Regions from separate parts of the Homo sapiens genome. Here region 1 is linked to region 2. The links are chromatin loops, found by intact Hi-C in ENCODE. Cell type or tissue: gastrocnemius medialis. All regions are shown on one strand.

Region 1 (8,000 bases), 85 kb before region 2:
GTCCCCCACAAGGCTTGAGACAGTGACTTCCACACAGTGGGTATCCAACAAATATTTGATTGGGTTTTGTAAAATTCCAGTTCCCAAAATGCATCATTCTGAGAGAGTTTTTAAATCTTTCTTTTTTCCTTTTACAGATTTGGCCCAACTGAAATAATTATGTGTATGGCTCTATTTGCCTAAACAAAGGCAAAAATATGTGTCTGGTCATGAGAGATCCCAGAGCCTAGTGGACCCCAAAGGGCACCTCAGTCATTCATCTGACAACCTCCATTTCCTCCTAAGTGTGGCTACTTCCTGAGGAAAGCACAAGTGACTCCAAGGCCCACTCAGAGCACCTGATCCCGACAGCACAGGGACACCCATCTCCTTCAGAGGCCTGTGCAGCCCCAGAGCCAACCCTGTCAATATCATGGCTTCCCAGGCTGGAGCTGGTGGGAGCCACATACCAGAGGCTTGGAGGGTGAGGGCTGGCACCAAGGAAAAGTGTGGGTTGACCCCAGGGAGAGGATGGGCCCAGCTGCCCCCTGCTATGGGCATTCACTGTGACAGAAGCAACCAGCACTCACCTCCCAAGGGCCTCCACAGTGTGTGGAAATAGAACGAAGTGTAATGAATGTCTGAATTTATAGCAGAGGAACATGAAAAATTGTCTCTGTTTAAGAAGGCAGGAAAACCTTTTTACTGTTGATATCAAGTTCATTGAAGTATAACATACATCCAACAAAATTTTGCATCTTTAACAAATGGAAATACCATGGAAATACTCGTGTAACTATCACAATTGATACACAGGTTTCTGTCCAAAAAGCTCTCTTTAGTCTGAGCTGGGGCCCAGACAACGACCATCTGCTGCTGATTCTCTTGATGCCTGTAGGGTCTGTTATGATGACCCTCCTCCATTCCTGGTCTTGCTAACATGTGCTCTCTCTCTTCTTGATCAGTCTAGGTTGGAGTTTATCAAGTTTGCCAGTCCCTTCAAAGAACCAACTTTTGGTTTTGCTAAATTTCTCTGTCATCTGCTCTTTATTTCATTGATTTCTGTTCTTTATTTTTTGTTAACACTTACTTTGTGTTACTTTTGCTCTTCTTTTTCTAGCATTTTAAGGTGGAACTTCAGGTCGTTGATTTTAAGCATTTCTTCTTTTGAGGATGGGCATTTAGAGCTATAAATTTCCCACTAACCAAGTAGTGTTCTAAATGCTTAATTGGAATGATTAAAATTTTATAAATTTTGTAAAAGTTTTAATCTGTAAAATTTATTCAGATTCACACATTTCCTTGAAGATGCCCCTGAAGCTTCCTTCGCATAGCACTGGGGTGATGTGGCATGTTTAGGGCTGCCCTGGCCTTGTCCCGCTGGCTGTTTCTCTTGGTTTTGGGGAGCTGTGACCCAGGGATTGGTGACCGTGGGCTCACTCAGTGATGACGACAGGAAGACGGATGTTTTTCACACAAGTGCCTGAAGAGAAAATGCACATTAATTTTTTTTTCTCTTGGATGTACAGCGTTGGTAAACCAAGTCAAGCAGAAAGGAGGTGGAAGGAAATTCCTGGCTTTCCTGGCAGCTTGTCTGTCTGGGCACTTCATGGTAGTTTGTTCACTGGCACCAGCGGACCTAGCAGGTCCCATTCATGCAAACGTTGTCTCTGCCCCCAGGCTCTCTGCAAAGCACACCAGGGTGTTTGTTTCTATACAAACTGGATTTATCCCTCTGGTCAGTCAAGCCTACTCCTTCAGATTTTAACCTGATTTGTTATGGAAAGGAGAACTGTCGAGCGGCTGCCCCTGCTGGCCTCTTCCCAATAACTTCTGAGCTTGCAGGTGGATTTCCACCGCATTTGACCTAGAGGCGGAATATTGAAGGCCTCTCCACAGGGCAGGGTCCTGCTCAGGACTGGAACGCATCCAGCCCAAGCAGAAATCTGCTGTGGACATTCCTGGGATGGGATAGGATCCAATTGAAGATTGTTACAGGACCCCAGAGGGTTAGCTCTGTGCTGGTATTGGGTACCAGTGAGCAGTGAATTTGTGAGGCCTGGTGAACCAGGCAGACTCGTGTAGAGCACAGACAAGCCTGAGAATACAGACCAGAGATATAATGGGAGCTGGGAAGTTGTGCCCACTCTGGACAGAGCTGCACCCAGGACCAGCAGACACTGAAGAAAGGAGCCCAGGGCTTCTCTGAAGCTGACAAGACTGTCCCCAAGAGAAAGGGTGCCTGGCTTCTCCTGGCCACAACATAGCCCCAGTGCAGACACAGCCAGGCCTGCCCTGTGGCTTGTGACCACAAGACGGCCTTCCTGGAGCCCAGCTGGGCCTGGAACTCAGAGCCAGGCTAGACACCTCCTCCACCCTTGCTGGCTGGCAGAGATGGGATCCTAGAGGTGTATCCAGGGTCTGGGCATAGTAGATGTTCAGTGAAAGGCAGTTGCTGCAATCATGCTGGCAATCAACGATGTAATCACCAATATCCTTTCTCCCTGAGCTATCCTCATGCTGGTGATGGTGGAGAGATTGGGGACCTCATTCTGAGGGGCCAAACCAAATGCAGGGAATACAAGGTCTGAGAGACGAACCACATGTCACGGTAGCCAGTGGCCAGTGCACGCGAACCTGTGTATATTGACTTTGATCGGCTTTGAGGCCGAACCTTCTGGGATCCCACCTCCATGGCCGAAAGGCATCTAATTCTCCTTTGATCCTGTAAAGGGCAGTTTGATTTCTCCTGTAAACATCCACAGAAACCGGAGGCCTGAGATAGTGACACTGGAAGGTGGGCAGGCTGCTAATGAGGATTCCTGGCTGCGATTCAGCCTCAGCACGCAGCTCTGTGTGCCTGGCTGTTGTTAACTGTGCAGTGCTCTGGTTAAGCGAGGCTGGGAGTGGCACTGGCGTGTTAGTAATCCGCACTCACCAGCACCACGCGGGCTCCCCGGCCTCTGTGCCTCTCGGCAATGCCGCACCCATGGGAAGGGAGGAGAAGCTCCCGCCCACCCTCCATCTGTGCCCGTGTCAGGGCTTACGGGAACATATGCTGCCTGTTACTCACTGACCATCTGTTCACAGAGCTGATGAAGTGTCCCGGTTACCCTGGCAACGAAGCCCTTGATTGGCGGCGGCTCCACAAACATTTGCTGCTCAGGTTTCACTTTTATCTGTGCTCTGGAATGGGGCTGGGTGGGGGATGCTGAGGCCTGGGGGCTGGGGATCAGCAGGCTGGGGGGTGGGCTGGAGGCTGGGGAAGCAGGCTGGGGTGGTGGGCTGAGGCTGGGAGGTCAGAAGGCTGGGGGATGGGCTGGGTACTGGGGGTCAGCAGGCTGGGGGGTGGTCTGGGGCTGGAGGAGCAGGCTGGGGGTGGTCTGAGGGCCTAGGGGTCAGCAGGCTAGGGGGTGGTCTGGGGCTGGGGGAGCAGGCTGGGAATGATCTGGGGGCTGGGGGGTCAGCAGGCTGGGAGGTGGTCTAAGGACCTGGGGGGACAGAAGGCTGAGGGATGGTCTGGGGCTGGGGGAGCAGGCTGTGGGGAGCAGGCTGGGCCTGGGGGTTCTGCAGCTGGGAGGCCAGGCTCCCCTTCTCCATTTTCCTTTCTCACCTCTCTCCCACCTCCTTTCCCTCAGCACTCACCCACCTCCAGTCCAGCCCTTCTCCCCAAAGTTCAGAGCAGGTAGAGCTGGGAATATGGCTGACCAGTCTGAGAGCTGGGTGGGGGCTTGTTCTTGTTCACCTGGTGCCACGTTCTTGTTCACCTGGTGCCACTACCTTTTTCCCAAATTGCAGGCTGGAGTCTAAGGGCTGAGGATTCTCAGCCTCCCAGTCCAGGGCAGCAGCTGCCCAGAAGCCACCTCACGGCAGTGGACATCTGTGCCCCCGTTTTGGAGACCTGGTGTGATGAGGACACATGGGCTGCAATTAGCTGTTAGCAGGGCCGTCCATGGACCACAGTCCCAGGAAGACGTTCTGCTCAGTTGCTCCGGAAGGGACCTAGGGTGCACTGCAATTGCGGAGGGGTGGTTGCTGCTGATCCCAGACCCCAGAGGGAGTTCCTGAGTTTTTAGCTTGAGTTGAGGAGCTGATAATGGAAGCTGCAGCAGCCCGTTCATGGCAGTCCCAAAAGGAGGCAAACCACCTCCTCTCCGCTAAGGACATCGGCCAAGTGCTGAGGCCAAAGGCCTGCAGATGAACCCTAGTGTGAGATGGACAGGCTGAGGCACAACACTAGTGCCAAACTGAGCCTTCGTTCTTTTCTTTAGCGAGACCTGGGATTGAGCGTCACAAAGTCTAGATTCTATTTATTCCACCGTCTCACAGTCTGGTAGCACATGTCTGTGGGGAGCCCTCCTCACTCCTGTCTGAGCTTGGAATCCTGGGACTAAGAATAGCAGCGTGGCCCTGCTCTGCACAGGACTGGTGTGAGTGCCAGAATGCTGAGTCTCAGGGCATGTGGATTGCACATTCATGGCATGTGGAGGCCACGTGGGGTCTCAGACAGCACAGGTGAGGGAGCTCTGTGTCCACAGGGACCACGACATTTTATCACAAGGGGCACAGCACGCCAGCGTCCTCTCTCCCAGGAAGAGAGGCCCCAGGCTGTCTGCTGTTGGCTGAGATGATTGAGTCACTGGCCCTGCCGCACAGCTGGGGTCAGACACGGAGGCCAGGCTCTGCTCCAGGCTCTCTGGGGCCTTCTTGTCACCGGATGCTGAGCAGAAGTGGGGTGACACAGAATGCCCACACCCCACAAACTCCCTGGGAAGTCAGTGTCTCTGAAAGATTCCATCTGGGACAAACAGAAGCCATCACTTGGTTAGAGTCCGCCCATCACGGCTCTGCCTGGAATGGAGACGGCCTGGACCCAGGTGTCATCACTCTCTCTGCTCATGGCCCCCAGAATTTTGCAAAATCTGTTTTAAAAGTTTCCTTGTAAAAGTGACCCGTCCTCCGTCAGGAGCCTGGGTCTCACTGGCCATTTTAGGAGTGCAGCCTTCCCGAGCTCAGCAGAATCCCTCCGTCACAGTGAGCACGGGTGGCACTGTCCTTCCCCTTCCTGGGTCCTCCCAGGCTGGCGACCCCTCGTGGCCTTGATTCTACCCTTTCAAAAGTCCAGCTCCCACCGGCCCCTGCAAGGCGCGCTGCGGGGTCACCACAGGTCTGTCCAGGGCACGGTCAGGCCCATGAGACCCCTTGTTCTATAGGACGCTACTCTCCTTAAAAACAGGGACTTTGTCCCTCACTGAATTGTAGTTTTCTGTATCATTCGTCATTGCAGCTTTGAAGCATCAAGAGTGTTTCCTAAATATGATTAAAATCTGGCCTTCAGACAGCTTTTGAATTAACTGACAAATGTATGTTGGGCACGAAACGGATTTAGGGACGTCTGCCCTGGGCTTTTACCAAACTCCAGCTCTTACACTTTATTATCTCACCTGAAATAAAATTGAAATTTCTTCATAATGTCTGATATATATTTTAATTTCTGGCAGAGATACATTAAAAGACCTGTTTCAAGGTTACTTGGCTAAAGAATGGAAAATGTCAGTTTTCAGCTGTACCATTTCCCATCTAGTCCAACAGTATTTAAGCTTCTCCAAACAAAAATAGAAGGAAAGCTTCCACATTTTTTTGTCAGGCCAGCATGACATTGCCACCAAAGAGACCAGCTTAAAAAAAAAAAAAAAAAAAAAACAACTACCAACCAACCTAATGTGTCAATAACAATATAAAGAGGCCCAATAAAATATGAGCAAATGAAACGCAGCGGCATGTTGAGAATTACACACCACGACTAAGGGTGGGTTGTTCTGCCCAGTGCAAGTAGCAATGACTCAGTATTGGGTCTATTAATATAAATCACCATTTAATAGAGCAAAAGAGAAAAACAGTATGACCAGCCCTAGAAATGCTGGCAAACAGTGGATGGAAGTCAACATCCTCCTCTGTGTTTTGAAGTAGAGACTGAAATGTTCATGATAAAATGGGAAGGAATGAATAGTTCTTTTACAGGATAAATGACCTCTGCCTCATCCTGACCATTCCCTACAGCCATGAGGAGGCCAAGACACTCAGAGTTTCCAGGCTGCATTCTCTCACTGCTTTGCAGGCACATCTCATGCAATTAAGGCACAGAAACTGGGAGTGCAAAAATGAGAAAGGAGCAGAGAAAGTGATGATTACTTATAGATTATTTTATTGTGCATCTGGATAACCCTGAAGGAGCAATTGCAAACAAATATGCAAAAATATAATTCAACAAGGTTAGCAAGAAATGTGAAAACGGCCCTGCCTCGGAGGGATGTGCACAGACGGGGCAGAAGCCAAGCAGGTATACAGACTTTCAATTTTTGCAAAGTTAGTCTCTGCACATATGATACAATCCCAGTTAAAAGGCTAACTTTTTAAAAACCAGACAGGCTAAATCTAAATTTGTGTAAGGAAATATTTAAGAATACATAAGACAAACCTAAAAGAAAAAACAAATAATAGAGAAACTATTACTATCAGATCTCAAAACATATTATAAAATTCCATTTAAAGCTATGTCCATTTAAAAATATGTTACTGGCAAATAAATAATTAGAAAGCATAGAAATAGACCTCAAAATACTGCAAATTATAAGACAAAGACATTCAAATCATGAGGGGAAACAGGATATTCATATAATGATGTTGACTAGGTAGTCTCCTGGAAAAACTATGAAGTTGGTTCTATACTTCACCAAAATTAATTCCAAATAGAGCAAAGGTGTAACTCCCAGAAAGAAAAAAAAAAAAGGAAGAAAAGAAGCAAAGAGGAGACCATGGGAGAATTTTTTATGACATTGGAGTAGGGAAGATCTAAACACAAGACAAAATCCAGAAGCCATAATAATGCTAAGAAATATGATGACACAAAAATAAAACCTTCTGCCTAGAATGAAACACCACCACGAGTCAATTGAAAGATAATAACAAGCTGAAAAAGAAATTTGCAATTAATACCAGAAACAGTCATTTCCAAATATTTAAATCAATAAGAAAGAGACCAGTAAGTCAATAAGTAAAAAGAAGCAAAGGATTTCAACTGAGTTCACAGAAAACAAAATATAAGGCACTCTTAACCGCATGAAGAAAATGCTCAACCTGCTCACAAAGCCCTGCTCAGGGCCAGGGTGTGGGCAGTCAGTTCTTGTGTGTTGTGAAGGCTACATAAAGCCCATCTCTTCGAAGAACAGAAAACTGGCCACATCCATCGCATGGCAAATGCATGTGAAACCTGGTCGAGCAATTCTATTAACAATTCTATTCCTATGAATTTATTCTATGGATACAATCATGCAGACGTGAAACAACGCATGTGTGGTTACTCGCAAAGGCAGGGCCCTATAAGCTTGGAAGTGGCCGTCAATGGTAGAGCAAGTCTAGAATTTGGAAAAGGCTCACACAGCACATGGCCATTAGCTGGTTTGTGATTCCTCCTTCATCATTCATCCGTCAAGGGCGTTTCTCATTAGGCCCTGGGGGTGTACTCAGCCCTGCCAAGCAGAGCAGGCACAGATTCTCCCTCAAGAGTTCAGAGCTTCTCACCCTGGCTCTTCCCTTAAGAATCTGGCTCCCAGGGCCACCTCCCAGGGACCCCATTGTCAGAGTGGAGGAACGGGCTTGGGCAGGTGTGACCTCCAGAATCCTCAGAGGCTTTTCCCGCTCTGGGAGTGGCTTCAGACCTGAATCATGGCAACCCAGCCCCCTCCTGATTACAGACCATCCTGGAGTGTTACCGTGGAGATGGGAGAGCCCAGACAACGGAGATGTTCTGAGGGAATTTCCATTCCTGTCTTCAGGACATTCTGCCAGGATGCGGACCTGCTAGAAGTATGGGACACCAGTTGTCTCTTTGCTAGAAGGCCCCCGTCCCAGGTGTGCCTCCCTGCCTCACTGTCACCTCAGCACAGTCCAGCGGGGCCAGGAGAAAACCACCAAGATAGCGCAGTCCCTGGGAAGGGGTAGCTGCCAGGCCCTACACTGTG
Region 2 (8,000 bases):
GCTCCTAGAATTGATAAACAATTTCAGTAAGGTTGTAGAATACAAAGTCAATGTATAAAAATCAGTAGCATTTTTATACACCAATAACATTCAAGCTGAGAACCAAATCAAGAACATGATCTCATTTACAACAGCCACAAAGAAAATAAAATACCTAGGAATACATCTAACTAGGAGGTGAAAGATCTCTACAAGAAGAACTACAAAACACTGCTGAAAGGAATCATAGATGATACAAACAAATGGAAAAACATTCCCTACCCATGGACTGGAAGAATCAGTATCATTAATCTGGCCATACTGCCCAAAGTAATCTACAGATTCAATGCTATTCCTATCAAACTACCAATGTCATTTTTCAAATAACTAGAAAAAACTACTGTAAGATTCATATGGAACAAAAAAAAATCCAAATAGCCAAAGCAATATTAAGCAAGAAGAACACAGCCAGAGGCATCACATTATCCGACTTCAAACTATACTATAATACTACAGTAGCCAAAATAACTTGGCACTGGTACAAAAACAGACACATAGACTAATGGAACAGAATACAGAACCCAGAAATAAAGCCACACACCTACAGCCATCTGATCTTCAACAAAGTCAACAAAAATAAGCAATGGGGAAAGGGCTCTCTAAACAATAAATGGTGCTGGGTTCGCTGTCTAGTCATACACAGAAGAATGAAACTGGATTCCTACCTTTCACCGTATACAAAAATTAGTTCATGTGGATTAAAGATTTAAATGTAAGACCTCAAACTGTTAAGAATCCTAGAAGAAAACCTAGGAAAAACCATTCTAGACATTAGCCTTAGGAAAGAACTTGTAATTCAGTCCTCAAAAGCAATTTCAACAAAAACAAAAATTGACAAGTGGGACATAATTAAAGGGCTTCTGCACAGCAAAAGAAACTATCAACAGAGTAAACAGACAACCTACGGAATGGGAGAAAATATTCAAAAAACACACATCTGACAAAGGTCTAATATCCAGAACCTACAAGGAACTTAAACAAATGAACAAGCAAAAAACAACCCCATTAAAAAATGGGCAAAAGACATGAAAAGACGCTCCTCAAAAGAAGACAGACATGCAGCCAACAAACGCAAAAAAATGCTCCATATCACTAATCATCAGAGAAATGCAAATCAAAACCACAATGAGATACCATCTCACACCAGTCAAAATGGCTATTACTAAACAGTCAAAAAACAACAGATGCTGTGATGCTGTGGAGAAAAAGGAATAATTATACACTGTTGGTGGGAAGGTTAATTAGTTCAGCCACTATAGAAAGCAGTTTGAAGAGTTCTTGAAAAAGTTAAAACAGCACTACAATTTGGCCCAGCAATCCCACTACTGGGTATATATCCAAATGAAAACAATTCATTCTACCAAAAAGACACATGCACTGGGCACAGTGGCCCACGCCTGTAATCCCAGCACGTTGGGAGGCCGAAGTTGGAGGATGACCTGAGGTTGGGAGTTTGAGACCAGCCTGACCAACATGGAGAAACCTTGTCTCTACTAAAAATACAAAATTAGCCAGGTGTGGTAGCGCATGCTTGTAATCCCAGCTACTCAGGAGGCTGAGGCAGAAGAATTGCTTGAACCCAGGAGGCAGAGTTTGCACATCATTGCACTCCAGCCTGGGCAACAAGAGCGAAACTCTGTCTCAAAAAGAAAAAAAGACATGCACACACACATTCATCACAGCACTACTGACAATAGCAAAGACATGGAATCAACCTAGGTGCCTATCAACAGTGGATTAGATAAAGAAAATGTGGTACATATACACTATGGAATACTATGCAGTCATAAGAAATGGAAATGGACAGAGAAAAAGAAGGCGGGGGACGGGATCAGAGGCAGCTTCACAGAGAGGCACACTTGAGTCAAAACTTGACTCACGTTTGAAAGATGAATGTGAGTTTCCAGGCATATGGGAGCTAGGGGTGCATGGAGGGGTTGTGGGTCCCCGCTGGGAAAATAGCCTGTAAGGCATAACAGGAATAACTGTGATTCACTGAGGACGTACTGTGTTAGGCACTGGAACAAGAGCTTTACAAACATTATCTCATGTACTCTTCACTGGGTGCCTATGAGGAAGGTACTATCATCCACATTTCATAAGTGAGGGAGCAAGGCCTACGGACTTCCACTAACTGCCTGAGGCCACACAGACAGGAAGAGATGGGGTAGGCCTGATTCTCTGTCTTTTGGATTCCAGAGCCTACAACCACTTCAGTATCTTTGGGCAACGATAAGCAACTTGCTGTTGCCAGAAAAGTGAGGGTCAGAGACCCTTAAAAGTGAGGGGAGGTGACCAGCCTCTGACAGTACACGTAGCAGAGGAGCTTGGCTGCCTCCCGTAGGCTGTGGTGGAGCACAGCGGCCTGAGTAGCATGGGGAGAAGCCTAACCTGCCTTTCCATTGCTCACTCTGGCAGCCTGTGAGTGCGCAGCCCCGGACAGGAGCCCATCCCAGGGACTGGCTGCACAGCTGTTCTGCAAAAGTAAAGAAACCACGTCTCCTCAGTCCTTACACCTGACTTCTTGTAAATGTCCAGTTCTTGTTAGGTTTTCTAACATATCGCCCCTGGACTCCTGTTCTAACCTGATGTCTTATAAACATTCAGGGCTCCTTGGAAAACCCAGGGTTTCTCTGAGGCCCCAAGTCATCCACCTGCTGAGTGAGCCCTGCTCAGATGCATTCTGGAGGGAAAAATCACATAAATTCCCTTCCAATCTATAACTCTTCTTAAAGTCTTCCTTAATGCAATCCTCGGGGACACACACTTGACACGGCTGTACTTCTCTAAAGGAAGGGAGAATCGCTGTGGCCTAGCCCAGGCCATCTGCCACACTTGCATAGAATGTTTTTCCTATGGAAGCTTATTTTGGAATATAATCACAGAGGAAATTGAGATAAACAGGCTTTTCCTTTTCTGGACAATTCTTAGAGATAAAATCTACTGCAGAAGGCAAGACACTTAACTTCTGCCCAGAAACTGATGTCACGTGGTTAACGTGTGGTGGCCACATCAACTGAAGCCGACAGTGACACCGAGTCAGCATCCTGGGTGCAGCTGCCACCCTGTCACTCTCATCACATTCCACCATTCCCAGGCCACAGAGGCAAGAGGATACTCTCAAAACTTAGAGATAGCTTTAGTTTTAGGAAAATAGGACGGAAAAATATCTTATGCCTCAGAATAATAGGTGGAATTCAATTGCTCTTCAAGGCAGCACAAGCATAATGTCCAAATAGGCTTACAAAGGCTTTCCCTAGATTGTGGGTGATTGATCTGTGGCAGGCTATTAAGGGAAGTTCAGGATGGCCAGGCTATTTTGAGGCTGATATCTTGGAGAACCCTCTCTCTCTCCTGCAAACCACTCCCTTGGCATCACTCTCAGAGACAAGCTGCTGGCCTGTGCAGCCCACACCCTGACTCAGGGTGGCATTTTTCTCAAGCCCTCTCCTTTTAAGGCCATCAGGGATCTGAGCCCCCATGGGTAGGGAACAGGCCAGGCAGCTGGAGCGTACAAGAGTCACCACTACGAATAGCTTGACTCTGAAGTTTCTAAAAGGGAACCTGGACCACCTGAGCCTCCCCAGAAGACGCCTCAGTCACATTTACCCTGCTGCTGCCATTAGTATCAGGCAGAGCCATCTGTACACGCGGGAACATGAAGGGCACTTTGCAAGACTTCAGCTGGTGGGTTAAATGTGGCTCACAGCTGTCGCTGAGGCACACTCCCCAAAATAGTCTCAACACAGCAGTAGGAAAGATGACACAGAGGTGACTGAGACTAATAGCAATACAGTATTACTATTATCCCTTGAATAAAGTATGTAAATCAAGGTGTTAACCATCAGGAGCAGAGAAAAGAGAGTGTTAAGTATAGGGGCTTAGCTGTAAAAAGAATCAGAAGAAAAAGAAAAAAAAACCCTCAGTTAAAGGGCTAGATAGTCTAGAAAATTTGTTAGGTATTTATATTATTAACACAGAGCAGGGTAACACGATAGAATAGAAACCTGTTACAAACAGGCAACAACAACAACAAAATAGACAACAACCCTAGAAGAAAAATGCCTTGAAGGAAAAGCTGGAATACTGTGAGAGACTTACCAGTGGCCTGTCTGCGTGTAACTAACTCCTCATCCCGACTTGGTCACGCAAAGGACAGGTGACCATACCTCCAGGAAGGTGGAAAGGGGCCCTACATGAGTGAGAGGCTCAAGTCCTGCCCAAGTGGAATCTGTGATTCTGTGATCTAAAGAAAGTTTGTGGCTATTTTTAGAAACTAAAGTTTATCTCATATTGACACAAACTCAAAAATCAATGATACTTTGAGATATGTCATATCACAAAAAAGATTTCTCCTCTAGTACATTATCATTTAACCAATACAAACAGGTCTGGGCCAGGTGCTGTGGTTCATGCCTATAAACCCAGCACTTTGAGAGGCTGAGGGGGGTGGATCCCTAGAGCCCAGGAGTTTCAGGCCAGCCTGGGCAACATGGTGAAACTCTGTCTCTACCAAAAGTACAAAAATTAGCCAGGTATAGTGGCACACACCTGTAGTTCCAGCTACTAAGGAGGCTAAGGTGAGAGGACCACTGAGCCCAGGGACGTAGAGACTACGGTGAGACATGATTATACCACTGCACTCCAGCCTGGGCAACAGAGGGAGACCTTCTCTCAAAAAGAAAAGAAAAGAAAAAGAAACAGGTCTAATTTGTTCATCTAAGCAATGATAAGATTTATATGAACATAAGTTGCTTTATTGATGAAAAATTGAACATAATCTAATCAAGCCTCTAAATTTAACTGCCAATTTATAGGAAAAGACAGGACAGAACCTACAGGAATGCAATCATTTATATCTAGAATGTGGAAGATTCTGCATGACAAACGACTTGGATTCTTCAACATGTAAATTTCAAGGAAAGAGAGAGAGAGAGAGATAAAAAGGCTTGTTTCCAGATTTGAATGACATGTTAATAGACATTTATGAGACAATCAAGGAAATTTGAACATGGACTGCATATTGAATGTTGAGGGATTATAGTTAATTTTTAAAGGTACAATTGTGATACTGTGATTATATTTTTAAATGCGATCATTATCTTTTAGGAGCACTAAAATATTTACTAATAAAATTATAGGATTTACTTCAAAATAAACAACGATAATAAGATTACCATGAATAGTGGTGGGTGAAATATACAAGGGGCTTATTTGACATTTCCATAATAAAAAACACGAATGAATAACAAAGCATTATAGAAATTCAAGTAAAAAATAGCTCGTGCTTAGTAATAAATCAAAGCGTGCTGGACACTTTAAATAATAAACAAAGATAAGATCTTGCCCTCTAGAAAACAGCTCTAATTCAGGACAGACTTGCTCACATCAGATGGAAGAGTCAGAATGAGATGTGCTGAGTAGAAGGTAGAACGGTCGCTAGCAGAGGGTGGGAAGGTGGTATGTGTGGGGGAGAGGAGAAAGAGAGGTTGATTAATGGGTACAAACAGACAGTTAGATGGAAGGAGTGAGATCTGTTGTTCGACAGTAGAGTAGGGTGACTACAGTTAACAACAATATTTGCATATTTCAAAATAGCTAGAAGACAGGACTTGGAATGTTCCCAACACATAGAAAGGTGATGAACTCAAGGTGCTGAACACCCCAAATACCCTGACTTGATCATTATGCAATAACAAAATATCACATGTACCCTGTAAATATGTACAAATACTACATATCAATTTAAAAATTTTCACACAAGAATGAGATGTGCTGATGCATGTGGAGGCCCTAGCTCCAGACTGGGTGTAAACTTCAAGCCACTGAAGATCTTATTTCCAAGGTTTTTCTACTTTGAAATTCCAAACTTATTTTTCTAGCAGATTTATAAGGGACACGGGACAACATAAACTTGTTAAAGTGACAAGAGAAAGTAAATATGCCCTTAAATTTATACCAAATCTTCTGACAAGTCTTGACTGATAATTGTTTCCTTCAAATTTGTGAAAAACATGAGAGAAAACGTGTTTGTATCTCATTTTTAAGTGTGGACACTTGGCATTGCTCACGGCTTCCAACGGAATAAAATAGGGCTTAGTTGTTTTCCATTAGCTTTTTCCTTTGTGTGTGTGTGTGTGTGTGTGTGTGTGTGTGTGTGTTGTGTGTACATATTGGCTCTAAGCATTTATTAGCCCAATAATTTTTAGTGAAACTCTCCACTTCTCAATATCTTTTGCCGTATTAGATTTTTGTAACATGTGCTAAAGGTTAAAACACCTTTTCCCCTTCATGAAGCCTGAGAGAAGTCGGTTTTCTGGGTTTTCTCAAGACAACCCAGAGGTTTTGTATACGTCTGTCTAAAAAGTCTCAGATTTTTCTTGCTAATTGTGCACCTTCATAATCAAGCAGACAAATCAGAATATTATTTTGGTGAGGCCATCATCTAAACTAACAGTCTTTATGTACAGAAGCAGCACTGACCGGGTTCATACTCCTCAGTTAGCAAGTCAACATCTTCCTCCTGCCAGCAACCCATCCCAGAATATCTGTGGCTTATTAATACTTATGAAAACAACAGTCTTCATTATTTACTAATTAGGAGATGATCAGATGTATCTATTGATAGCAACAGGCTATTTAAAAGTGAAATAATCTATCAAACAGATTTTTTATCAACTCAAAGTTTCCAGTTAGATATTTTTCATTAAATTGATTGCTAGATTGCAGCCACAATCAAACTTAAGTATTATAAGAAGTTTGGTTGGTCTTTTAAAATCATGCAAAAATTCAAGGGGTGCTATTAAATATAGAATTCCAAATGTATAAAGTCTTGTCCTAAAATGGTCAATAAAATGAACCAGTCCACTGGTTCATTTATAGGGGGCCAGTCCACTACATTAATTTGGATGTTCTTCGTCTGCATTTTCATGTTTTCACACACCTGCAGTCATTGTGTACAATTCTGGACTCTTGATTTTCATTTAGCATTCTGCGTTAATATTCTGACATGTTGCTGCCAGGTCTTCATGGCCACCACTTTTAATGGCCAGAAAATATTTCATGTAGTGAACATTTCATAAATTACTTAACCATGTCCCAATTATTGGTTATTTAAGGAATTTAAAACTAAAACACCACTCTTGTGACAAAGTTCTGATGTATCCAGATGTACTCATGCCAAGTCGTCCATCAATAGTTCTGCTAAACCCTGTCAGAGCCCTTTTCTGAAGGGAACCAGGAAACATCTCACAACAAGAAGCTTAAGGCCTCTACAAAATGACTTCAGGGTTAGGATTTCAATTTCACTCTGAGGCACATACAGGAACCACTAGGTTATTTGGCTTAGAATGGAGGGAAGTGTCATTTTGTTTCTGTTCGGCCTGCAGGAAGCTCCTTCCCAGGCCCTGCATTGCCAATTGAACAATTGAACAATTCTCATTGTTCAATTCCCACCTATGAGTGAGAACATGCATTGTTTGGTTTCCTGTCCTTGCGATAGTTTACTGAGAATGATGGTTTCCAGCTTCATCCATGTCCCTACGAAGGACATGAACTCATCATTTTTTATGGCTGCATAGTATTCCATGGTGTATATGTGCCACATTTTCTTAATCCAGTCTATCACTGATGGACATTTGGGTTGGTTCCAAGTCTTTGCTATTGTGAATAGTACCGCAATAAACATACGTGTGCATGTGTCTTTATAGTGCCTAGAACATAATAGGAGCTCCAGAAATACTGTTGAAAAAATGAATAAATTGAGCACACTAAGTGTCTGAATAAAATACCCTGACCATACCCCTAAATAAACAACATAAATAAGCAAATTTCAATTTCTCGGAAAAGTTATATTTTAGTGTCCAATGCTCTTGTTATGCAGTAATGGCATCTTTGATTATTCATATTCGTTAGAGCTTCCAGAAAGGAGTATTGCAAATCACACGGGCCTCTGACTCTCA

What was found. Hi-C counts contacts between places; a loop is a spot of excess contacts. Peaks named below come from ENCODE experiments on the same cell type or tissue, not always from the same donor. Only the 100,000 strongest peaks of a DNase experiment are listed, where the experiment ranks them.
Region 1: it touches region 2 in a loop (4-fold over the local background); 5 of 110 quality-filtered maps call a loop at or near these places.

The regions. Positions count from the first base shown.
Region 1 is chr6:170,435,570-170,443,569 of GRCh38, forward strand. It overlaps LOC107986676 (a long non-coding RNA gene), which reads left to right and starts at 663. Exons shown (of 2, transcript XR_001744494.3): 1 at 663-3,145; 2 at 3,778-5,451. LOC124901477 (a long non-coding RNA gene) reads right to left here. Exons shown (of 2, transcript XR_007059900.1): 2 at 6,162-8,000. RefSeq lists enhancers at 2,438-4,207, 2,517-3,716, 4,425-5,003. In gastrocnemius medialis, no CTCF peak of the experiment used is centred here; DNase peaks (open chromatin) are centred at 3,012 and 4,482; H3K4me3 peaks cover 576 bases; H3K27ac peaks cover 4,731 bases.
Region 2 is chr6:170,520,607-170,528,606 of GRCh38, forward strand. No RefSeq gene overlaps it. Among named protein-coding and RNA genes, the nearest start is that of PSMB1, 29 kb to the right of the region's middle. In gastrocnemius medialis, no CTCF peak of the experiment used is centred here; DNase peaks (open chromatin) are centred at 2,405, 3,065 and 3,715; H3K27ac peaks cover 6,393 bases.